Linked DNA regions of Mus musculus: regions 1, 3, 4, 5 and 6 are each linked to region 2. A link is a loop called in an ENCODE intact Hi-C map of the cell type or tissue named here. Cell type or tissue: heart. All regions are shown on one strand. Region 1 holds the start of Atp5pb (ATP synthase peripheral stalk-membrane subunit b). Region 2 overlaps Kcnd3 (potassium voltage-gated channel, Shal-related family, member 3). Region 3 has its middle 37 kb from the start of 2010016I18Rik. Region 4 overlaps Rap1a (RAS-related protein 1a). Region 5 overlaps Tmigd3 (transmembrane and immunoglobulin domain containing 3). Region 6 has its middle 31 kb from the start of 2010016I18Rik.

Evidence for each region. Peaks named below come from ENCODE experiments on the same cell type or tissue, not always from the same donor. Only the 100,000 strongest peaks of a DNase experiment are listed, where the experiment ranks them.
Region 1: a loop joins it to region 2, with 3 times the contacts of the local background. A loop is called at or near these places in 19 of 42 quality-filtered maps.
Region 3: it touches region 2 in a loop (12-fold over the local background); 19 of 42 quality-filtered maps call a loop at or near these places.
Region 4: it touches region 2 in a loop (6-fold over the local background); 29 of 42 quality-filtered maps call a loop at or near these places.
Region 5: a loop joins it to region 2, with 6 times the contacts of the local background. A loop is called at or near these places in 31 of 42 quality-filtered maps.
Region 6: a loop joins it to region 2, with 6 times the contacts of the local background. A loop is called at or near these places in 15 of 42 quality-filtered maps.

What each region holds. Positions count from the first base shown.
Region 1 is chr3:105,959,092-105,963,091 of GRCm38, forward strand. It overlaps Atp5pb (ATP synthase peripheral stalk-membrane subunit b), which reads right to left and starts at 172. Exons shown (of 7, transcript NM_009725.5): 1 at 57-172. The coding sequence starts at 96. It overlaps Wdr77 (WD repeat domain 77), which reads left to right and starts at 407. Exons shown (of 10, transcript NM_027432.3): 1 at 407-607; 2 at 862-1,047; 3 at 2,526-2,667; 4 at 2,924-2,973. The coding sequence starts at 493. In heart, a CTCF peak has its summit at 1,813 (motif pointing left); a DNase peak (open chromatin) is centred at 250; H3K4me3 peaks cover 1,916 bases; H3K27ac peaks cover 1,247 bases.
Region 2 is chr3:105,672,358-105,676,357 of GRCm38, forward strand. It overlaps Kcnd3 (potassium voltage-gated channel, Shal-related family, member 3), which reads left to right. Exons shown (of 8, transcript NM_019931.2): 8 at 1-1,645. Among named protein-coding and RNA genes, the nearest start is that of Ddx20, 13 kb to the right of the region's middle. In heart, no CTCF peak of the experiment used is centred here; a DNase peak (open chromatin) is centred at 2,424.
Region 3 is chr3:106,447,248-106,451,247 of GRCm38, forward strand. No RefSeq gene overlaps it. Among named protein-coding and RNA genes, the nearest start is that of 2010016I18Rik, 37 kb to the right of the region's middle. In heart, a CTCF peak has its summit at 1,526 (motif pointing left); no DNase peak of the experiment used is centred here; H3K27me3 peaks cover 363 bases.
Region 4 is chr3:105,723,969-105,727,968 of GRCm38, forward strand. Rap1a (RAS-related protein 1a) reads right to left here. Exons shown (of 8, transcript NM_145541.5): 8 at 3,292-4,000. Among named protein-coding and RNA genes, the nearest start is that of Inka2, 21 kb to the left of the region's middle. In heart, a CTCF peak has its summit at 2,321 (motif pointing left); no DNase peak of the experiment used is centred here.
Region 5 is chr3:105,897,583-105,901,582 of GRCm38, forward strand. All of the region lies in intron 1 of Tmigd3 (transmembrane and immunoglobulin domain containing 3), which reads left to right. Among named protein-coding and RNA genes, the nearest start is that of Adora3, 4.8 kb to the right of the region's middle. In heart, no CTCF peak of the experiment used is centred here; DNase peaks (open chromatin) are centred at 909, 1,519, 2,339 and 3,399; H3K27me3 peaks cover 931 bases.
Region 6 is chr3:106,453,316-106,457,315 of GRCm38, forward strand. No RefSeq gene overlaps it. Among named protein-coding and RNA genes, the nearest start is that of 2010016I18Rik, 31 kb to the right of the region's middle. In heart, no CTCF peak of the experiment used is centred here; no DNase peak of the experiment used is centred here.

The DNA.
Region 1 (4,000 bases), 290 kb after region 2:
GGCCTGGCTTCTTCCTAGTCACCCTGCTACGCTAACCTAGGCTCTACGTCTCTCACCCGCTGTGGCGGCAGCAGAAAGCACCACCCGGGACAGCATTGTCTGCGAAGAGCGGGACAGCGGGCTCCGTGTCCCTGTGACCCCGACCCGAGCCTGTCAGGGGCAGGAGCAAGATGGCCGCTCGCACATCTCGCGAGAAGAGATCAGCTCGCTTTTTCTCGGAAGTTCTCGGCTTTTTCCCCGCCCCCTCCCCACTATCGCGAGAAGAGGAGAAAAAATGGGTGGGGCTGAGGGAGGGAAACAAACAAAATCCCGCTGCGGGGACAGGAGACGGAAAAGCAGGCTGGAAGGGTAGACACAATTCTCGCGAGAAGTAGAGCGAATTCCCTCGGAGAGGGGCGGTTGCGCAGAGGTACACCACGTGTGCGGTCCCTCCGGCGCCGAGTCAGGGTCTCTCGTCGAGTCTGGGTCTAGGTTAGATTTGGAATCGTGGAGATGCGGAAGGACACCCCTCCTCCGCTCGTGCCCCCGGCGGCCCGCGAGTGGAACCTGCCCCCCAATGCGCCCGCATGCATGGAACGTCAATTGGAGGCTGCACGGTACCGGTCTGGTGAGCCGAGATCCCGGGGCCTGGAAGCCCCTTTACCCCCAGTCTCGGGTGCCCTCTCCCGGTGCTGACCCTCTCGAGTCCTCCCAGCGCCGTGTGGCCCTCCTCGGCCATACCTGGCGTCCTGGCCCTGCCCCAGCTCAGCTCCACAAATCCGATCTCAGATTCAGACTGGTCCCGCCACGGGGTTCTGTGAGGTTACCATAGAAACAAGGCCTTCCATCTGACACCTTATAACTTTGCTCTCCCCACCGTAGATGGTTCCCTTCTGCTCGGGGTCTCCAGCCTGAGTGGTCGCTGCTGGGTAGGTTCTCTGTGGTTTTTCAAGGATCCTAGTGCGGCCCCCAACGAAGGTTTCTGCTCTGCTGGCGTCCAGACCGAGGCTGGAGTAGCTGACCTCACTTGGGTGGGGGACAAAGGTATCCTAGTGGCTTCTGATTCAGGTGAGTGATCCCCCTCCCCTGGAATTGAAGAGTTGGGTACAGGGTAGGATGGGAAAAGGTGTTTTATTATTTAGAAGCAGGGTTGTTTACCTTATTGGCTTGGCTGTCCCAGAAACTAAGTAGACCAGGCTGGCCTTGAACTCACAGAAGTCTTCCTCTGTGCTGTAATTAAAGACGTGTGCCACCGTGCCTAGCCTCCTGTTTTCTTTTGCTGTTGTGTTTGCTATGTGCTGTGAATTGACTCACCTTGCTAGGCAACTGCTCTGTCACTGGACAGTCCTTAATCCCACCTTTCTTTGAGTGTCAGGCTGAGAAATGTAGGCTTTGGCATTAAAAAAGACAAAGAAATGAAGTTGGTAGGTGATGGAGGGTAAATGTTGGACAAGCTAGGGATGAATATAGTCAGACTACATTGTATGCGTGTATGGAGTTCTCAGAATTAAGCAGATTAAAGAAAGTCAGAATTTATATAAGTTGGTGGAAGCTGGGTATAGGTGCTGCCTGTAATCCCAGCAGCCGCAGGCAGAGCTCTGTGAGTTGGAGGCCGGCCTGTTCTCCATATCCAGTTCCAGGCCAGCCATAGGTACGTAGGGAAGTAGGGAAAACCCTGTCTCAAAGATTAAAATAGATTTATTTTGGGTCTGGAGAGATGATCCAGTGGTGATAAGTGTTAACTACTTTTTCAGAGGACCCAAGTTGGACACCCAGCACCCACATTCCACTAACAACCTTGTAACTACAGTCTTAGGGAAGCCAGTGCCATCTTTTGGCCTCCATGGGCACTGCATGCACTTGATGAATAGACATAGATGAAAGCAAAACACCTGTGCGCTTAAAATCAGAACATCTCTCTCACATACAAACATTCTTAAGTGTTAGGTAGAACATGGCAATTGAAAAGTAGAATGTTAGTGAATGAGACTGACAGTTGAAATTAGAATATTTCAAGACAGTGAGTGGCTGCTCTTCCAGAGCTCATGAGTTCACATCCCAGCAACCACATGGTGGTTTACAACCATTTGTAATTGGATCAGATGGCCTCTTCTGGTTTGTCAGTGACAGTGTGATCATATATATAATATAAATCTTAGAAGTATTTCAAGACATTTTATGTAAGCAAATATTTACTAGTGTCTGCATACCTGGGAAGAGACATCGTCACTGAACTGTTATCTAAATAAGGCTCTCTGGGAACCGATTGCTTAGGACCTGCTTTCTGGAAGCACTAGAATTGATTTTACATCTTATTTCCCTATCTCCAGGAGTTTTCCTCATAGGCATCTGGCCTGTTAGGAAAGCAGTAGGGTAACAAAACCAAACGGCCTGGAAGTCAGCTAAGCCGTTAGTGACGTGGACTTTGCTTTTACAGTTGGCTCAGTAGCAATTCTTGCTTGAGTCCTAGGCAGGAGTTCCTGCCTTGGTACAACCCAGGCTCATGCTTCCCTTGTCTGCACCTCACCCCGCTCTGTCCCCAACAGGTGCTGTTGAATTGTGGGAGCTAGATGAGAACGAGACACTTATAGTCAGCAAGTTCTGCAAGTATGAGCATGATGACATTGTGTCTACTGTCACTGTCCTGAGCTCTGGCACACAAGCTGTCAGTGGTAGCAAAGACTGCTGGTGAGTCCCTGTTTTCATTATTTCTATATCTAGACTTCCTGTGGATATCCCATCTATCCTGTTAATTTCATTATGTAAAATGCTTTGGGCTGTTTTTAGTCTAGTGAGTAATGGCATGTCTGTTTCCTAAGAGACTTGGTAGTGCATTGTAAATAAAACAGCAGGAGTCTAGGAAACAGAAGTGGGACATGTTGTATGGGTATATTTTAATGTTGATACTGCAAGTTAATATTCCTATTTTTTTTTTGCATTGTAGCATCAAAATTTGGGACCTGGCTCAGCAGGTATCACTGAATTCATACCGAGGTAAGTGTTGAGTCCTGCCTATAGTTATCTTTTCTTTCCCCTTTGGGATATTTGAACAGTGTTTGGGTAACAGTAGTAGCCAGTCTGGGTTCTTTTGATTGGTCTTTCCTTACCCCAAAACTACAGTCAGGTTCCATTATCTGCTTCCTGTCCATTTCTTTGTGCTCCCGTTTCGGTTGATAGTCTCACAGCCTTTTGACTAAGTGGGTGTCTTAGTTCTGTTCTCTTGCTGTGAAACAACACCATGATCAAGGAAAAAACATTTATTTGAGGGCTTGCTTAGAGTTTCAGAGGGTTTTTTGACTGTCACAGCAAGGAGCGTGGGCCAGTAGGCAGAGCCTGGTGCTGGAGCAGTAGCTAAGAGCTTACATTCTAATTCACAAGCATGTGGCAGAAAGATAGCAAGACTGGCTTGGTGTGGGCTTTTGAAACCTCGTAGTCCATCTCCAGTACACTTGGCCACACCTCAAAATTCTTCCTAAGTAGTCCACCAATGGGAGCCAGACATTTTAAATAGACGATCCTGTGGGAGCCATCCCCATTAAACTGAAGTGGGCTGATAGCCTCCATCCATCCTCTTACCCTCAGGTTCGTCAGGTTCTGTTGGGTCTCATTTGATTAGTCCTTCCTGTCCATATCTTACCTTCCATGGCCCGTCGGGCTTTAGCAATAGAGTCACACTCACATCTTCACCTGCAGTCTGTGACTCTTGGTTCTTCATTGCTTTCTTGTAGCCTGCAGATCAAGATCCTACTTTCTTGTCAGCATTCAAGCCTTATGACAGTAAGCTGTGCAGCAGCTTAATCTAGACAGTAGAGCCTTGCTCTTCTCAGACCGAGACTTGTGTGTGTGTTGGGGGGGGAGGATGTGCATGTGTGTGGAGGCCAGAGGTCAGCTTTGAAGATGTCTACTTTGTTTTTTGAGACTGATTCTCTGACTAGGACATGGAGCCAGGGAGCCACAAGGATTCACTTGTCTCTGTCTCTGCAGTGCTGGGATTACAAGCACGAGCTACCGTGCTTGGTTT
Region 2 (4,000 bases):
TCACCTGACTGTGCTAATACAAATTATAGATGTTGAAGCCACCGTGTAGAACCAGCTGTGGGTGATCAATTCTGTAAGTAGATGAACAAGGGAATGCCCAAGATTTTTCAGGCAATTGTTTGACTATCTCGATGAGGAGGAGGCTTGAACAATGACATTTCAAAGCATACTATGGGCTCTCACTACCATCTGTGAAGGTAGTCACCTTAGTAAATTTTTGACTCAGAAGAAATGGGCACCAAGAAGCTAGATGCCTCACTCAAGGTTTCATGCCAAGTGGATGGCAGAATTATGATTTGATCCAGGACTTAGCGTGTCCTGGAGTGTCTTCTAGGTCCTGCTCCATGGCTCGAAGACTTGCTCATATTTTTAAAAGCTGGATGCCAAGACCGCTGATTAGAGAAAGGAAGCATTCGTGAAGTAGCAGGACCTCCTGGAATAGACCCTTCCCACATTTCCTAACTAGTCTCAAGCTCAGGACTAACTGTACAGAACCTCTTTCAAAAGACCAGTAGATAGTCTCAACAGTTGAACATTATTATTAGTTTATGACCACATAATTTGATCAGATGTTAAGGAAGTGGTAAATGATGATCCCTGGTTGACAGAAGTCACATACAGAACTGCTGAGGACTTTATACAGTTGTTTTCTCTGCAGTTCAGGATCATGTCATTTTCTTGTCAGAAAGCAAGTAGGGAAAGTACCTGGGAGCATTATATGCCTAGATCATTTTCCTTGTCTTTTTAAAAATAGCAGTAGTGACTGAAATTGAGCTAGCATTAGATTTGAAGCTGTTAATGAATTCTAGTGATTCAGGCTCCCTCACTTCAGATACTAGGTAACTAAGTAAGGCAGAAGGATCCCAATACTGTTCATTTGAAGTAATAGTTTCCCTTTCATGCTAGCTGGCATGGTAACCACCATAAGAGGAACAGGAAAAACTTTTATTTTTCCTCTGATTTCCTAATGAATTCTCATTACTTGCAAAGCTTTAAAATGATGGGAAAAAGGAAAAGTATTGTCATGACCCATGACACTTAGAGCCCAAACAGCATCATGAAAAGCATTAGAATCGAGGGACAGTGGCTTTGAAAAATGAAACGGCTTTTTAAAGGGGTTCCTTGTGGGTCTTGTTTTTTATTCAGGATATTCTACGTTTTCTCATCAACTGTTGGAATGACTTTTATCTCAGCAGGTTATTTAAACTATGCTGGCTGATGACACGTTAGCCAGTGCAGGGCACAGACCCAAGTCCTAGGGGACTCCTTGGACCAATGGACTATTTTACAAACCAGGGAGGTGGGAGGGATGGTATATTTTTGATAACCAGACATTCCAATGTTTTCCTTAGAGGTCATGCGCTCCCATTAATGTTCCTGTGGAAAACATCAAGTGTGTTCTTTTCTATTTTCGTATACTTATTGGGCTTTGCTTACCACCATTACAATGGCAAAGAAATACACTGTATAAAACTGCAGGAAGACAAATGTGAAAACTTTCTGTGGGGAAAAAAGCTCTTAAGTTTGTCTTCTTTTGAAATTGTAGTGCAAATGTTATAACATGTATATCATTTACAGTACTGAGTCCTGTGCCACTGCTGTACCTGATGTATCCAATCTGGATTAAACAAATTACGTGCCACAAGCCTTCTAGTGAGAATTTTTTTCTAGCACCAGTTTTTTCCTTTCCAAAAGTATAGCCTTACACCAGCCAGCTTTCCAGGCTGCTAGCAGACACATAATCTTAGATGTAACAGCCTCAGCTAACCAGGCTACCCCTCTCCTTCCATGTAAGCAACTCTACTAAAATCTCCTGGAGCTTCTTGCCTTCCTACATGCCTTAAGCAAGTTCAGCTCTAACAGCAAAACACCGGGATAAATTTGTCTATAGCTCTTAAGGACCAGTTACTAAACAAAAAATGTCTTTATATATACTCTGTTTGTTCCACTTAGACCAAGGTCTCAAACAAACCTCTCCCCCCGCCCCCCGCCCCCATCCCTACCCCAAGATCTGACAGGCACCAGAAGCACAAGCTCAGGCTCGTCGTCATGTATCTTCTACTTCACATCGGTCGCTTCTTAACTTCTTCCCTTCAGTTTCTTTCTTGATTTTAAAGGGGTTGGGTGGTAGGGTGGGGTTAAGTATCTTGAAGTTCTCCTTTAACCCTAACAATTCCGTTGATGTGAGAGAAGCAGCATTTTCATGTTCTGCCACCCAACAGCACACGTTTAAATCCTTTTCATTCTCCACAACCACCAGGTCCCAATGAAAACAGCCAAAGGGCTTGGGAAACACAGTATGTATTTAATTACCCACAGGAGAGAGCTGGAGCGACAGCTCGCTGGCTAAGAGCACTTGCTGTTCAGACGGCCCAAGTCAACTATGAAATTCATTCTAAGCACTAAGCACTCACCGCCCACTAGGTGTCACTAAAGACCCATAGCTCAAATAAGCAGAACAAACCTGTATTCAGCAACTCTAATTGCAGTCAGCAATTCTTTACTAAGAAGCATTCAGTGTGGGACCTGAAGATGGCTCAGTGCATAAAGCCCTTGGTTTGACGCTGAGTTTTGATCCCCAGATTTACAGATAGAAGGAAAGAACTGACTTGTTATCCTCTGACCTCCACCCATGCACCATATGCAGGCACACACACAATTAAAATGTAATAAAACTTTCTTCTATGTAGCTCTGACTGTCCTTAACTCACTATGTAGACCAGGTTGGCCTTGAACTCAGAGATCAGCCTGCCTTTGCCTCTTGAGTGCTGGGATTAAAGGCACGTACATCTTGATGCCCATCTCATAACAAAACGTTTAAAGCATTAAATGTCAAGTATCAAGAAGTACACATGCACTTAATTCGAAAGATACAAAATAAACACATTCTATCCCAAGTAGACAAGAGCCTTTTGCAAAGGTGTCAGTAATGGCTATGAAAATCTGAGATTCTTTTATATTTAAAGGGAAATGGGAAAAGCTCTTAAAAACTTCTCTTCCAGATCACTCTTTTATCTTAGACATGACCCACAAGGAGATCATTCTTCTTCAATGACTTTTAAGTATTCTGGTGCTGAAGTTTACCTTTAAGACATACTTTTAAAAAAAAAAGTCACTAAAGAAATAACCTGTGATCTCATATGTTCTCATAATTACCCACAGGAGAGAGCTGGAGCGACAGCTCACTGGTTAAGAGCACTTGCTGTTCAGACGGCCCATGTTGGGCAGCTGACCGCCTTGAACTCCAGTTCCAAGGAATCCGACACCATTTTCTAGCCTCTGTGGGTACATGTGAGCACACACACAGAGAAAAAATTAAAACAATAAAAAGAGGAAACTAACCCAAGACGGTTTCACCAAGATCCCCATGTAAGAAAGAACAGCTAATACAAGCTTAACCTGGTTATATTGGTAATGAATGTACTAAAGATTTTGAAAATTCAAAAAGTACCTTGATTTATATAAAGACTTATTTACAAATTTGAATTATCCTCATAAAGTACTTTCTCATTGTAAATCATATAGAGACTAAATCTTACAAGGAACCCTCAAAGTCTAACCCAATGTCTCATTTTCTTGAGAAAGCTGGATTTTGAAAGGTTAGATGACTGGTGCAAGGCTTACAAGTAGGTAAAGTCTTAACTAGGACAAACCTCCTTTTCATGATGAGTTCTCAACTGACTTTACTGTGAACCATGGTTCTGAAGAGATTATGTAGACACATGCCCAGCCTAATAGTTCCTGAGATGCTCCTCCCACACAGGAACTCATGCACGAATAGTAACGCCCTCTTCTTTCACCTCTGCAGCTACAGCTACAGCTACCAGGAAACAGCTGCAACTTCCCTGGTACCAGGCCCATGGAACTTAAATCCCTCAGCCCCTTCATAAATATGAATATGCTCAGATTCAAAGTGCCTCAATTTTCTAAACTTTTAATTCATATACTTACTATTTGGGACTTGGGAGTTTTGTTTTCCATTTAGTGTGTGAAGTAGTAT
Region 3 (4,000 bases), 770 kb after region 2:
TCCCTGTGACATCAAAAATAAATTAAACACTTCCTTATTTCAAGAGGGATGAATCAGGCATAGTCACACTCAAATCGTAGCAAAATCATACTTCAAAAGTGTAAATAACTCAAGGTCCAATGTCTGGGATTCAGTCATGATTGTCTCGGCTCCTCCAATGGGCTTGGGTCAACTCTCTAGTTCTGTTCTCTCCAACACACATAGATTGTCTTCTAGACTCCAATTGGCTCCATTCCATAACTGTTGCCCTTCTCTGTGATCATTCCATGGTACTGTCATCTCCAAATTGCTGGAAAATTCTGATACCACTAAAATACACCTTCATCAATAGCCTCTCAATGGCTCATTTCATGGTTCCAAGCCTCAATTTCTCTGCATGACCACTTCCATCCTGGGACTTCAACTGCAGCTGGGGCTGCAACTTCAACAAACTACCCCAGAATACGAAATGTCACTGTCACTGTCACTTCAAAACTTCTCCCATATGGCTCCTACTCTATCCAACATTGCCTGTCTGGCTGCTAGTTCCTAGATTAGATGTATTTTATTTTTAATTTCATATAGTTGTATCAAATACAGAGGATGCCTGAAATGGACTAGGAAGGGGCACTGCCATTTCCTGTGATCTCTAAATAATAGATCCAGGCTAGGGCTGTTCTATTTAGATACTGATCCTTAGATCGCAATATTTAAATGAGACCTGTGAGTCTGACAACAAGGTTTGGCCATCACACTCATCCCATGTTGAGAGGCATCAATACTTATGAAATATTTTTGTCTCAGACAAAATTATGAAATATAACATTTTATAATTGGGTACTGATAGCTTCATTATTCTACTATTTACCCAAACTAAAATGTATTATGATACCAGGATATATAACACCTGTTAGCAACTAATTTTGTTAGAATAGTTGACAGAAACTCCAAGAACTGTCCTACCCAAAATCTTTTATAATGAACCCACTGGAGCCTGGAGTTTCCCCAGATTCCCATCAATATCAAGTAGAGTCTTGTGGGAAGAGTTGTTTCAAGGTACCTTCTATCAGTGTGTGCACATTTAATCTCTATAAATTCTCATTGACTAAGAAATGTTAAAATGTTCACAACAAAAAAAAATTTTAGAAATCACTTTTAAGAGAAAAAAGACCTGACCAGAGATCTAAGACCCCCTTATCTGCATTTTGAAACAGAACCTAAAGTTAAAAACCCCTATAACTTTGCTTGAACTTGGCATTCTTTGTCAGTCTGAACTGAGATCTTCTTGTCTTTTGGTGGGTATTTCCAACGATGCTGAAAAAGATCATTCTAGTATATCACATGTATCACTGTGGATGGACACATATAAACACACACTTGCTAGCATGTTTTTGAGGGCATTTGTCTTGGTATTTTAACTAGGTGACCAGATCCAATCTCAGGAAACTAAAGTCATCAGTGATCTCTCTACCATTTTCTGACAGGATGCTTTGCTATGTTGGTACATGAAGACTAGAGTAACAGCACCATCTTGTGGTCAGTGATGGGCAGTTCAATGCCATGTACTGTCCTAAGATTATTTCCCAACTTCTTTCTTAGCAGGGGTTAAGTTAATAGGACACATACCCCTACAGGAGCACTTGAGAGCCTTGTTAAAGTAAACTCCAGAGTAAGTATTAAAATGGCCTCTTCCCAGTGCAAGGACTATAAATTTAAAGACAGGCATTTGAAGACAGGTGAGACCTTCAAGACTTTACTAAACCTAGAGAACATGAAAGATGTAGTCATAGTGAAGAACCAGGAAGAAAAAATAACCTGAACTTCAGGGCATCCCCTACCCTCATACTCACCTTGTCTGTGAACTCTTTCTGCATAAAAAGTTACTGACAAATCTAAACTAAAATCTCTTGTACAGTGTGTACATACCTAGATGGTTACAAGGTTGTGTAATGGTAGATTTTAATCTCTTCCCTTCCACTAAGTGGAAAGTGAAACCAAGACTATTTGTTGGTCCTTCATCCTCAATCCAGTGTCTTTTGGGCATGGGCTTCAAACAAAACACCAGAGTCTGACATGCAGAGTGGGGCAAACCTATAGATCTTGAGCCTAGGAGCAAAGACAGGAAGATGAAAAGCTCTAGGCTTGTCTATTCTACCCAAGCAACAGCTTACCTATAAAAAGATTAAAGAGAAGAAAGAAAAGAAAGACCTCAGGAGGTCATTAAGTGTGTAAGTACAAGAACAAATAAATGATCATCTGTGCCCTTTTTATTGGCCTCAATACACACAACAGATCAGCTGCTGGCCATGAACTAACGAACTAATGGAAGAATGGGTGATTTACTGGAAGCCCGGGTACAGTGGTTGGTTTTGAACTGAAGGATGTTCATGAACATTTGCCTGTGTTGAGTCACCCATATGGAGAACTTTGTTTAAACACAGGATGTGGGCTGAGATCGTCTTCCTGTCTATGTTTTGGGGTGGAGGATTGGCACTGAATGTGTCTTTGATCTCCTCCTAATGTTTGATGAGGGAGGGGCTTGAGATCTTCAAAACTGAGAGTTGAGGGAGAAAGTGAGAGAGGAGGATGTAAGCACCAGTCAGTCATGGGGCAAAACCTCTGGGGACTCATGCTATAGAAGACAGGATGGACACTGACAGGATCTGAGGTGATCGTTCCTCATTCTCTACGGTGCTGTCCAAACTTAGTTACAACACAGAGTGTATCAAGTTCTTGTGAATTGGGCATAATAAGAGTAACTCCATATTGATTTCCAAAGTGATTGTACAAGTTTTCACTCTTACTAGCAATGGAGGAGTTGTCCCCTTGCTCCACATCCTCACCATCATGAGCTGCCACTTGAGTTTTTGGCCTTAGTCATTCTGATAGGTATAAGATGGAATTTCAGAGTCACTTTGATTTACATTTCCCTGATGGCTAAGGATGTTATATATTTCTTTAAATGCTTCTTTCCCATTAGAGATTCTTCTGTTGCTAATTTTCTATTTGGCTCTGTACCCCATTTTAATTGGATTTCCTGGGTTTTGATGTCTAGTTTCTTGAGGTTTTCTTAATAAATATTTTGGAAATTAGCCCTCTGTCAGATGTAGGATTGGTGAAGATATTTTTCCCAGTCTATAGGCTGCCATTCATCCTTACTGATGGCATCTTTTGCCTTACAGAAACTTTTCAGTTTCAAGAGATCACATTTATTAATTGCCAATCTTAGTCTTCTGTTCAGAAATTGTCTCCTGTGCCAATGCATTTAAGGTTAGTCCCCAATTACTCTTTACTCAGATTCAGTGTATCTGGTTTTATGTTGAAGTCTTTGAGCCACTTGGACTTAAGTTTTCTGTAGGGTTAAAGATATTGATCTATTTACATTCTTCTACATACCAACATCCAGTTCGACCAGCAGCATTTATTTCTTTATTCCATTGTATTATTTTGACTTCTTTGTTATAAATCAGTTGTCCATGGGTGTGTGAAGTCCATCTGGGAATTCAATTCAATCCCATTGATCAATCTGTGTTTTTATGCCAAAACCATGTGCTTTTTTATTACTATAGGTCTGTAGTAGAGCTTCTTCACAGCAGCTTTCTGTGTAAGAGCTGGAAATAGGAAAGCACCCTCAACTAAAGAATGGATTTTAAAAAGTGTGGTACATTCACACAATGGGATATTACTCAGCTGTTAAAAACAATGATGTAGTGAAATTTGCAGGCAAATGTATGGAACTAGAAAAAAATTCATCCTGACTCAGAACAACAAACATGGTATGTACTCACTTATAAGTTGATATTAGCTGTAAAGGATAACCATGTTATAATTTACAGACTGGGAGGTTCTAAGTGACAAGAGGGTTCAAGGGGAGATGCATGAACTCCTTTGGAAGGGAAAATAAAATAGACATTGAGGGTGGAAGCAGGGACAGAAATTGGAAAGATAAAGTGGGGAGAACATGGAAGAAGAGAGTCCTGGGAGAGATAACTGGGATTGGGGGAATCTTGGGGACAAGCTA
Region 4 (4,000 bases), 52 kb after region 2:
GTACTGAGCCATCCCCCCAGCCCACAACTGTGGTTTTGATGACATATTATTGATTCTATGTTGTACCTTTTGTAAAATTCTTCCCATGAATACCACACAGACTAATACTGATTTTCCCTGTCTACATTCAGCCTACCTAATTCTATTATCTACAGTATTCTTACTCGTGTTCACTCTCCTCCAGCCACGGTGACCTCGTCATAACCTTTCCCAATGTGAAGGAAGGCCTTTCTTTCTCCAATGCAGTTGCATGGGCTCACATTTTCAGTCCTTGCTCATATAACCAACACAAGGACATATACATCTTCCACCCTCATTCCTGTTGCCCTCTGTACAAGTTTTACAGCATTCACTGTAATAAACACATGGGGTTTTCAGCAGTTTCATCTATCTGTATGTGTGGTGTGTGTACCATATTCAAATGTGTAAGTGCATGTACCTTGCATATGCTTTTGTAGGCCCGAGGTCAATGTTGAGTGTCTACATCTATTGCTCTCTACTTTGCATTAAGACAGGGTCTCTCATTGAACCTGGAGCTCACTGTCTGGCTAGACTTAATGGACAGTGAGTTCCTGGGCACATCTGTCTTCACTTCCCAGTGTTGGGATTACAGTTATCACTAGGCCTTACCTTTTATATGTGTGTGTGAGTGCTAGAAATCTGAACTCAAGTCCCTATGTTTGCACAGAAAGCACTTGGGGGTACTCTCTCACTCAATTCCCCAGCACAATCTTTGGCCATTTCCTAAAGATTAAAAGTCTACACGTGGAGGAACTGGCGTATGTTGTTGTATACCATGAATTCAGACAGTACAAATATAGTAACTGTTGATAGGCATATAAAGATCATGTACGGGGGCTGAAGAGATGGCTCAGCAGTTAAGAGCTCTGGTTGCTCTTCCAGAGGTCCTGAGTTCAATTCTCAGCACCCACACTACAACTCACAACTCACTGTCTGCCCCTCCAATTCTAGCACCTTCAAACATACATGGGGGCAAAACACCAATGCACATCAAATAAAAATAAATATCTAAAAAAAAGATCATGTTTTTCTGCTTTGTATGCACTCCAACTGTAGTGTAAAAATTTGAACATAGGTAAGATTAAAGAAAATTACTGAAAACATCAGTTCAATGTAAGAGCCACACAACTGTTTAAATGGGAAGGTTTATTAAAAATTTTCTTTTATGGGAACAGCCAGTCTCTTGCTCAAGCAATTAGCAGTTGGGCCTAGAGCTATAGTTGTCTGCTTCTTAACAAGCCCAAAGCACTTGCAACTCTCAAGTTTCCTTTGAAGGCTGTTAATATCTGGAAAACAGGATCCATGTTGCCTTCCCAAAAAAGAACTAGGCAGTCAGTTCAAAGTCTCTAGCTGTTCTTACAAGAACATTTAAACATGATAAAGTTAAGAGGACTGCACAGTCAATAGATTCAAGGCAAAACTTCAGGAAGAGAAACCCAAGACCAACCTAAGTGCCACACTGTATCTGTAAGAACATCTGTTTATACTGAGTAGCATTAATGCTACTAGCTGGGTAGGCAGACACGCTCACTGCTCACATTCATTTGCTCTTTCCAGAGTCTGGATGAGCAAACCAAAGTGTCTTTTGATGCTTGGTGTGGATGGTTGTGGGGCCACTTCACTCTATATTTAGCACCGTAAATAAGCAAAGACCCAAATAAAAGTGTAATTTTCCTCCTCTAAATTATGAGAGAGCTTCTTCACAAGCTAATTTCAACACATAATTTATAAGAGACATGTTGTTGACTAACATCCTAAGAGTATCGGTCAGGAAAGGAATACAGTACTCACTGTTTCTCTTTCTGACCCTTGGTCCCTAACCAAAACTCAGACATATGACTGACAAACATTTGTTGACCTGTGAGGGTACACAGGGTAGCTATTTTAAAGTGACTGGACTCAAGGCATGCAGAATGTTTTATTACGATTCTTAAGGAGAGAAAAATGACTCCAAATCACTTGTTTTAGTCAAGTAGACAAAAAAGAACATCACAACTTCGGAAAAGGAGACGGTCTTATTGAGGAGTAAAAGGAGTTCTCTGATGATGGCAGATGAGGATGGCAGACCAAGGTGAGTTCAGAGCTGTGGGGAGATGGCAGTCACATGCTAGCAGCCACTGTTTCTCCAAACATTAAGAAAAATACATACTAAAGTGGCTACAGTGCATTAAGTTAATGGTATTCATACCTTCCCAAAATTTTGTGTCTATTTTTTGCCTAATTAAGTTGTAAACTCCATGAGTCTTTGTAAGGAAATGCTGGTAGAAGCATCATATGATACCGAAGCTCCCCCTGGTGGAGGGTAAGGTGATGCACTTGCATTTACTGTTAATTATAAAATTAGATTGGAGGCATCAAGTCATTAAAGTTGCTTGTGGTCTAGTTGGGAAAATTAAAAACCTACCAATTGTAGCATCAAGCTTCCTTTAAATTAAATTGTTATTCACAAAATCAAAGCTATTATACTTGAAATAGCCATAAACACTACTACGTAATTTGTTCATAGATATGCATCATGAGATTCAAATTAATACCCTAGAAACTCTCCATGTCTTGGCTATGAAAATACATCTTGCCTTCAGTTGCCCTTCCCAAGACCAAGGAGTTCACATAAAGACACTATAAAAATATAGCCCTCTCTCTTAACAGGACACCTTTACATGTTGCTCAGCAAGTACAAATTTCCCTTGGATAACACTGCATCCCTCTGGCTTGAATATCCTTCAATGTCAAAAGGGTGTTTTTTTGTTTTTTTTTTTGTTTTTGTTTTTGTTTTACCTTTAACCCAAGGGAGGAGTGTAAGATGTGTCAAAGGAAACTGATAAAATCAGTCTGTGTTACTGGTGAGACTATTTTAATTTAACAAATATCTACACAACCCACGTGATATAACGTATTTAGATATTTTAGCTGGTTTGTGAGAGGTCTGTCTGTCCATGATTTTTAAGTCCAAAGAAATGTGTGAGAAGTATTTCAAAGCATAATGACTTCAGAAGTCCTTAAAATATGGTATGTCCCTAATTGGTCACACAGTGATATATTCCTGTAATCCTAGCTACTTGAGACACTGAGGCAGGAGATTCACCTGAACCCAGAAGTTTGAAGCCAGCCTGAGTGGTATAACAAGACCTCCCTTAAAAGACAACCACAATCAAAGAGCCCAGCTCCTCTTTCTGGGACAAATGGACCCTATCCTTCTACTTGCATTTTAGTTTAGCTTAAGGTTTTGCCTCTTAGTCACAGACATGTATAACTGGATAAAGAGAAGGGAAATGTTAAGTAGCTAAGTTTATTAGAATATCAAAAGAATACAATTTCCAATGTTTCAAACAGTACTTTTTGACATTTCTTCAGGTTGGTTGGATCTTACATTTGAAAGCTGACTTGGTAACTAAAGGGCTGTCCACACACCTGGCATATCTCAGCAAGGCATGAACACCTTCACACCTAGTTGCAATGAGACCATATCTAGATCCCTGAGCAAAGATTTACTTTCTAGGACTGGTCTCCTTGATTTTCAGGGACAAGGCACAGGGTTTCCTAAGCTTGCAATCTGCTTTCTTCTCCTGTATGCACCTGGCCAACAGGCCATTTGCTTTCTCTTTCTTCATGGAGAACATACAGCAGTATCGCCCTGGCTCCATGTCCTACATATGCCCCACCTTTGTAAAATGCAACTGGGAAGGAAAAGAAAAGCACCTCTGTACAGCCAGCAAGCTGCTGTATCCATCTTCACAGCATTCCTCTACACTGCTCATACAGTCAAGTCACACGTCCCTTTTTGTGTTCTGACTTGCAACCACTTCCCTCAAGTTCTTCCATCTACTAGAGAGCAAGTTTGAAAATTTTCATTTAACACTTCATTGGTGGACACACACCAACAAATTAACAATGGCAAGGATTCCCTGGATGAAGTTACAAACTGTGTATGTAGGATTTGCGATAGTCAAAGTCAAACCCTGGTAATACAGTATTGAAC
Region 5 (4,000 bases), 230 kb after region 2:
AACAACCACACGGTGGCTCACAGCTATCTGTAATGGGATCCGATGCCCTCTTCTGGTGTGTCTGAAGACAGCTACTGTGTACTTATGTATAATAATAAATCTTTGGGCTGGAGCAAGCAGGGACTGAGTGACCAAAGTTGACTGGAGCGAGCAGAGGTCCTAAAAAGTTCAATTCCCAACAACCACATGAAGGCTCACAACCATCTGTAAAGCTACAGTGTACTCACAAATATAAAATAAATAAATACATTTAAAAAAACAAAAAAGAGTTACCGTGGTCATGGTGTCTCTTCACAGCAATAGAAACGCTGAGACACTACTCTCTGAGAGGACCTGATGTCAGTTACCAGCACTCACACCAGGTGGTTCTGAGTGCCTTGTAACTCCAGCTGCATGCAAGTGATGATGACTTCTGGTCTCTATGCCACCTTCACACAAGTGTGTGCACACACATAAAAATAAAAAAATAATTTAAAAAAGGATACTAGAAGCCTGAAGTTGAGACAATGCGTGCAGCTTTTCTAGAAAAGTCTTTTTTTTGCTGAGACAAGCCTGGCTTGTGCTGACCCACTCTGAGCTCCTGGCTGCCCAGGAACAACCTACGCCACCAAGCTAATGAACAGAGCAGGAGAGGTATTAGAAGAGCAACATCCTTCCTAGAACCTCCTCGGGGAAATAGGTCTCTTAAACCTTCAGTATAAGCAATAACAATGTAGTATCTTTAACCGTGATGAAATGCTGAGACAGACTCTGTATAACAATAGCTTTAATGAAAAGCCGAGGGAAATAAAGTTATTGGGGGAACCCTTCAGCGGGAAGTAAAGTAATGTGGTTTCCTGATGCTGTCTGCCCATGGACTAGATGCAGGGGTGTGGGGTGGAGAAGGTTGAGGGAGGATTGGCAGGCTGCCCTCCATTACTCCACAGCCTAAGAGGAGGAACCAGAAACCAGAAAACTGGCAAAAAAGAAAGAAAAAAAAAATCCTGTTCTCAGTAGTTCTCAGTAGCTGGCCCAACCCATGGATCATGCACACCCTTCCACACTGAAGAGCTTCTGCCCAGTCACAGTTTATGTTTGGTATAATTGGTGTTGGCCTATTCTTGTGTGATTCACTGGAAAGGGCTAAGATAGTTGACTCAGATTCTGGCCTTTACCCATCGTAGTTGACTGTAACTGTCCTCCCTCCCTCCCTCCCTCCCTCCCTCCCTCCCTCCCTCCCTCCCTCCCTCCCTTCTTTAAGTTACCTTTGTTCAAGATTTTGTCAAAGAAATCTGAGAAGTAACTAATGCAGGTTCAGATCCCAGCTCCGCCACTTGCTCCCTGAAAGCCACCTCGCACCAGGCTGTGGTCTCCTCACCAGTGAAATGAGTTAGCAGCACTTACGATTAAGTTTGGCACACGATTATAAGTGACAGGTATAAAACGCCAAGCAAGGAGCCTGGGCTGTGTCACTTAGCACCCTGTCAATGGCAGGGTTCACACACTCGTGATAGAAGGACCTTGTAGAGTAAGAGAAGACGTGTCATCGAAGGGGTAGAGGTTGCTGGTTTCTTGCTCTCTCCAGGAGAATGTGCTCAATTCATCTAAGGGTAGGGTGGGTTGAGAAGAAGCAGGCCAAGGCACAGCCCCACTATACACATCTAGGACTGGCGGTGCTCTATCCCGGGTTCGTTCCTGCACGTGCTAGTTAGTGCTTACGTAAAGGTCACTGAAAATGACATCAGGACTCACAGTTGACCTGTGTGGAATCAGAGATGAACTTCAGAGACTGCGGGAGTCCCCTACTTGAGTGAAAAAATACCAGGGTGGGTAATTGAAGGCCTGAGGCTGGAATGAGGAGGCTGGGATATGAAGAGGCTCAAGGACGTTTGGATAAGTTATGGGCTTTGAAAAGATCAGGACAGTGACCAGAGGGCCCTGTGCCTACAGGAGGATGGGTTGGGGATTGGAGGACATGGGGGAAGGACCAACAATGCACAACCCGGTGAGATCTACTTACGGCAGATATCACACGGTAGCAGACCCCTTCTGAATCCACCCTGTCCTTAAGTCAGGAGACCAGACTGGGCTGGTCTCCACTGTAGAACATGCTCTTTAGCAGAACAGACTTAAGCACATTCCTTCTCTATTTGCTGAGAGTTCCTGCTTTGTGGAGCAAAATGCAAAACTTTTTTTGTTAGGCTGTTCATGCTCCTTGCCAGCCTTCTTGAGTCCAGAGGATCAGAATATTATGTGGGACTAGATTGGACTGACCATAGGCAGCCTACCTACCCTCCTTGCTCCTGGTCTCCCTTGCAAAGTCCGAGGTGGTTGGCTGAGGCCAGTTTTGAGCCCTCCCCATTTTCTCTCCTTAGCGGCAGCTTGTGTTTCAGAGGACGGTGGAAATGTGCTGCCACCTGGTGGCCACATCTGAGCATAGCCCCTTAGCCAGACCTCAACTACTCAAACCACAAGCTGACACAGGTAGTTGAAAGACATATTTTGAGAGCCTATAATCTGGAAGAGTATTAGGGATAGCTGAATCCTCTAGCCCTTCCTCATAACACGGCCCATTAGTAAAATTCCCTTTAATACAATACAAATGTTGAGGCGACCCCTCCCAACCATAAATTTATTTTCATTGTTACTTCAAAACTTTAATTTTGCTACTGTTATAAATCATATTGTTACTGTTATAAATCATAAGGTGTGTATCATATGTTTATTTATCATATGTATGTTTTTATAAATCATAGGGTATGTATCATATGTATGTTTTCCGGTGGCCTTAGGTGACCCCTGTGAAGGTGTCATCTGTGGTTAGCGACCCACAGGCCGAGAACTGCTGCGCTAGACTTTCTCTTGGGCTTAGAGGCCTGGCTCACTTGGGCGTGGTTGAATCATGGTAGCTAAGGTTTGGGCACCTAGTCACAAGCAGTTCCCTTTCCCTGAGCAGGATTTCCTGTAACCCAAGTTACAGGAACCTTGGGGTTTTGGGTCTTTATCCATCCTTTTCATTTTTACTGATACTCACTTTAGAGAACTCTTCACGTTCAGAGTCCCAGGCCTTGTAAGTTGAAAGGGTCTCAGCCCAGCTCTAAGAAGAGCAGTGAGTTTGGGAAGTCACCTGAAGTCTTAGGGTCTTACCGGTACTTTGACAGAGAGTGGGGAAGGAGCATATAAAAAAGGGGGCAAGGAGAAGACACCCTCAAAGATGACTCTGAGCACTGGCTGTCTCTAAGGCCCCACTGTTCGCTGGCACATAGCGAGGTCTGTAGAAGCATGAGGCTTTGAGGGAAGTGGTCATGACTTCAAGAGGAAGTGAGTAGACATGGGTCTATGCAAGTATGCCCACAGCATCGTGTCAGCTCTGAGCAGCCAAGCAGCAGTTTCCATCTCCCAGCTGCCTAACATCCTGTCTTGGCTGTGGCTTGGGTAATTCTGGGTTCTGGAACCCCAACCTTGGTCTCCTGCTAATACACTTTTCTGTCAAAGACTGGCAGTTGAGGTTATCTAGGCTTTTCTGAGAAGATGCAAAAGAGCCTATGTGTGTCCTCTCTCTGGTCAGCCTTTTCAGGATGCTATGCAGCCAATAGCTGAGCTGTGCTGTGCTGCTCCAGGCTAGAGCTTGGGAGGCCTTTTCCTGGACTCGGGTCACTTTGTCAGACTGGAAACTCCTCAGAGTCCATCCTTGTCTCCCTTGTAGAAATCAGGCTCTGCCGGTAGAAGTGAAATTCATGGTGCCCCTCCTCTCAGATGGAAAAAAAAATGGCAGGGAAATCCGAGCTTATCTTCAATTCACTATTAAAAACTTTCTTAAATAGACCTTTTTTTCTCCCCCACTCTGGTCCTATAAATGGTCTTCTGTGAGATCCAAAATGTCACCAGTGGCCTGCTTATGTGGCCCTTTCTCTGGTCCTACCATCTCTTCCTACCTCAGAGCAGGCACTGAATCTGCTTCATACGTATGCTTTAGTGTCACAATCTTGTTGGCCTAAACATCACATTTTACAGTATTAAT
Region 6 (4,000 bases), 780 kb after region 2:
GATTCAGTGCAATCCCCATCAAAATTCAAAATCAATTCTTCATTGAGTTAGAAAGAGCAATTCTCAAATTCATCTGGCATAGCAAAAAAAAAGAAAAAAAGAAAAAAAAAACCCAGGATAGCAAAAACTATTCTCAACAGTAAAAGAACTTATTGCAGAATCACCATCCCTGATCTCAAGCTGTACTACAGAGCAATTGTGATAGAAACTTCATGGTATGGGTATAGTGACTGACATGTAGATCAATGGAATAAAATTGAAGACCCAGAAATGAACCCACACACCTATGGTCACTTGATCTTTGATAAAGGAGATAAAACCATCCCGTGGAAAAAGGAAAGCATTTTCAACAAATGGTGCTGGCTCAACTGGCAGTTGGCATGGAGAAGAAGTTCTTATTTCCTTGTACAAGTTCTTGTTTCCTTGTACAAAGCTCAAGTTGAAGTGGATCAATGACCTCCACATAAAACCAGATACACTGAAACTAATAGAAAAGAAAGTGGGGAAGAGTCTCAAACACGTGACACAGGGGAAATTTTCCTGAACAGAACACCAATAGCTTATGCTCTAAGATCAAGAATTGACAAATGGAATCTCATAAAATTGCAAAGCCTCTATAAGGCCAAGGACACTGTCAATAGTACAAAAAGGCAACCAACAGATTGGGAAAAGATCTTTACCAACCCTACATCTGATAGAAGGCTAATATCGAATATATACAAAGAACTCAAGAAGTCAGCCTCCAGAGAAACAAATAACAGTATTAAAAAATGTGGTACAAAATATTTTTTTAAAAAAGAATTAAATAGATAGAAATAAATATTAGATATCCAAAAAAAAGAATGACAAGCTCATGCTCTGATGCAAAGTTCCACTTTGGTGACAAATGTACTTTACTGTAGCAGATAAAATTGTGTTTGTCAGTATATACCTAACTTGTTACAAAATGATCTAGCTGTTGAAAAACTTATCATAACACAGTCATAGGCCTTTTTAAAAAAAATGGGGTACAGAGTTAAACAAAGAATTCTCAACTGAGGAATACCAAATGGATGAAAAGCACCTAAAGAAATGTTCAACATCCTTAGTCATCAGGAAAATGCAAATCAAAAGAACCCTGAGATTCCACCTCACACCAGTCAGAATAGCTAAGATCAAAAATTCAGGTGACAGCAGATACTGGCTAGGGCGTGGTGAAAGAGGAGCACCCCTCCATTGCTGGTGGGATTGGAAGCTGTTACAACCACTGTGGAAATAAGTTTGGTGGTTCCTCAGAAAATTGGACACAATACTACCCGAGGACCCACTAATACTACTCCTGGGCATATACCCTGAATATGCTCCAACATGTATAAAGGACACATGCATGCTCCACTATGTTCATAGCAGCCTTATTTATAATAGCCAGAAACTTGAAAGAACCCAGATGTCCCTCAACAGAGGAATGGATACAGAAAATGTGGTACATTTACACACTGGATTACTACTCAGTTATTTAAAAACAAACAAACAAACAAAAAAAACCCAATGACTTCATTAAATTCTTAGGCAAATGGGTGGAACTAGAAAATATCATCCTGAGTGAGGTAACCCAATCATAAAAGAACACACATGGTATACACTCACTGAAAAGTGGATATTAGCCCAGAAGCTCGGAATATCCAAGATACAATTCACAGACCAAATGAAGCTCAAGAAGAAGGAAGACCAAAGTATGGATACTATGGTCCTTCTTACATGGGGGAACAAAATACCAATGGGAGGAGATACAGAGACAAAATATGTAACAGAGGCTGAAAGAAAGACCATCCAGAGACTGGCCCACCTGGGGATCTATCCTATATACAGTCACCAAACCCAGACACTATTGTGCTTGCTGACAGAAGCCTGATATAGCTGTCTTCTGAAAGGCTCTGCCAGTGCCTGTCAAATACAGAGGTACATGCTCTCAGTCATCCCCAATGGAGGACCTAGAGAAAGGACACAAGGAGCTGAAGGGGTTTGCAGCCCCATAGGAGGAACAACAATATGAACCAACCAGTACCCCCCACCCCCGAGCTCCCAGGCACTAAACCACCAACCAAAGAGTACACATGGAGGAACCCATGGCTCCAGCTGCATGTGTAGCAGAGGATGACCTTGTCAGTCATCAGAAGGAGGAGAGGCCCTTGGTCCTGTGAAGGCTTGATGCCCCAGTCTAGGAGAATGCCAGGACCAGGAAGTGGGAGTGGGTAGGTTGGTAAGCAGGGAGAGGGCAGGGGGGAGTCTAAGGGAAAACCAGGTAAAGGGATAACATTTGAAATGTAAATAAAGAAAATACCTTTAAAAAAAAAAGATTGTGGAACCAATGACATGACCAGTTGGGCAGTTAAGGATATGCTTATTCTTGACCAGTAATAGAAAGAGAAAAACTCACAAATCAACTTCACCACCCTTTGTAGTGTGAGAGGTTAGCACATGAGAGAAATGTAGAGGAAAATATGTTGGTAAAGGAAAGGAGTATTGTTTTTTAGTGGGGAGGATGGTAGAGTTGGATCAGACCTCAGGCCAGGCTTGAACTGCTGTATAGCTGAGATTAACCTTGACATCTTGCTCTCTGTGTCCCTGCCAGGATGACCTCCTACCTGGCTACATCCCTGTCTTTTCTAAGAACGGGTGAATATTTTCCAGGGACTGGGACACATTCTCTTTTCATTTGTTTTATGTTTTTTTTCCAGACATTGTTATGTTGTCTACTGCCATGACCATGGGGGAGAGATATCACTTAGCAGACAACTGGTATTCCAATGAAATTATAAGCTTCAGTAGCCTCTCTGGCAGCCTGTTACAGTCTCTAGTTTGTGCCAGCCAACCTGAAGAGGAATTTCTGGTTAACGTGTAGAGCCAAGCTTGGTAGCATTTACTTCAGAACTTAAGAGATAGAAACAAGAGAATCAGGGATTCAGATTAAGCCTCTGAGACATAACTAATTTTGGGTCACCCTGAACTACATGAATCCTGTATATATATATATATTATATTATATATTTTATATTATATATAAAATAAGATCATGGCATAAGATACAATTGTAACAAGGTTACCTGAGCAATAAAAGCCTGAGGAAGGGCAACAGAACAACTGATAGCCTTCAGAGCCATCTTATCTCAGAGTAAATCCTGAGCCTTTATAGCACCCCCACCTCATTCGGTCATCAGAAATGGGCTGGAGAGTGAAGATATGGCTTTGGGCAAGGGCATCACCTGCTCCTATGACAGCTCTGAAAACTCTGGCAACAGAAGTTGTCGATAACTATATATAGCCTTTCTCTTCACAGAAAGGCCCTAGAAGACTGCTCCTAAGAAGTGATGTCTACATTGGTGAATTCCAGCCTCTTGTCAGAGCCAGATATAGAGAGACAGATAGTTACCCTTTCTTACAATCTTTCTGGAAGAATGACATTTTCTTAAGTGATGCTGACTGCAGTATGTGCTCATAGCTAGTTTTCTCGTTGACTGTTGGTAGAGATGTAGGCCAATGAGAATCAGATGTCTAAATAGAGAGAATTAGAAAATTTACAACTTGAGTACATAATGAAACAGGTGGTTTTAAGCTCTTCTGAGTGGTCTATTAACTTGGTTGTTTAAGACCCTTCCCAGTTAGCATGAATGGGGTCTAGAGGGGTACTAGCGGGAGACTTGCTGGTTGCGAACACCAAATCTTGGTAGAGGACAGAGACTGAAGCGACAGTAACTGAAGGATGGATGCTCACAGCATCCAAGCTGGGGGAGGGATGGTGTGGATTAAGGGGAAGAAAAGCCTTCAGTGTAAAATACCTACAGTCTACACCTTGCTCTGAAAACTTCCCTGCTTGAATTTCACTTCTTCTATTACAAGAACTTGAGTCCCCCAAAAAGCTTCACCTATGTTAAAGATTCTGCGAACTGATTTATTGATTGGAATTCATTGTGGAGAGCTAAAATTTTGCAGACCCAAAATTGTCTTGAGCTATTTTTAGTTC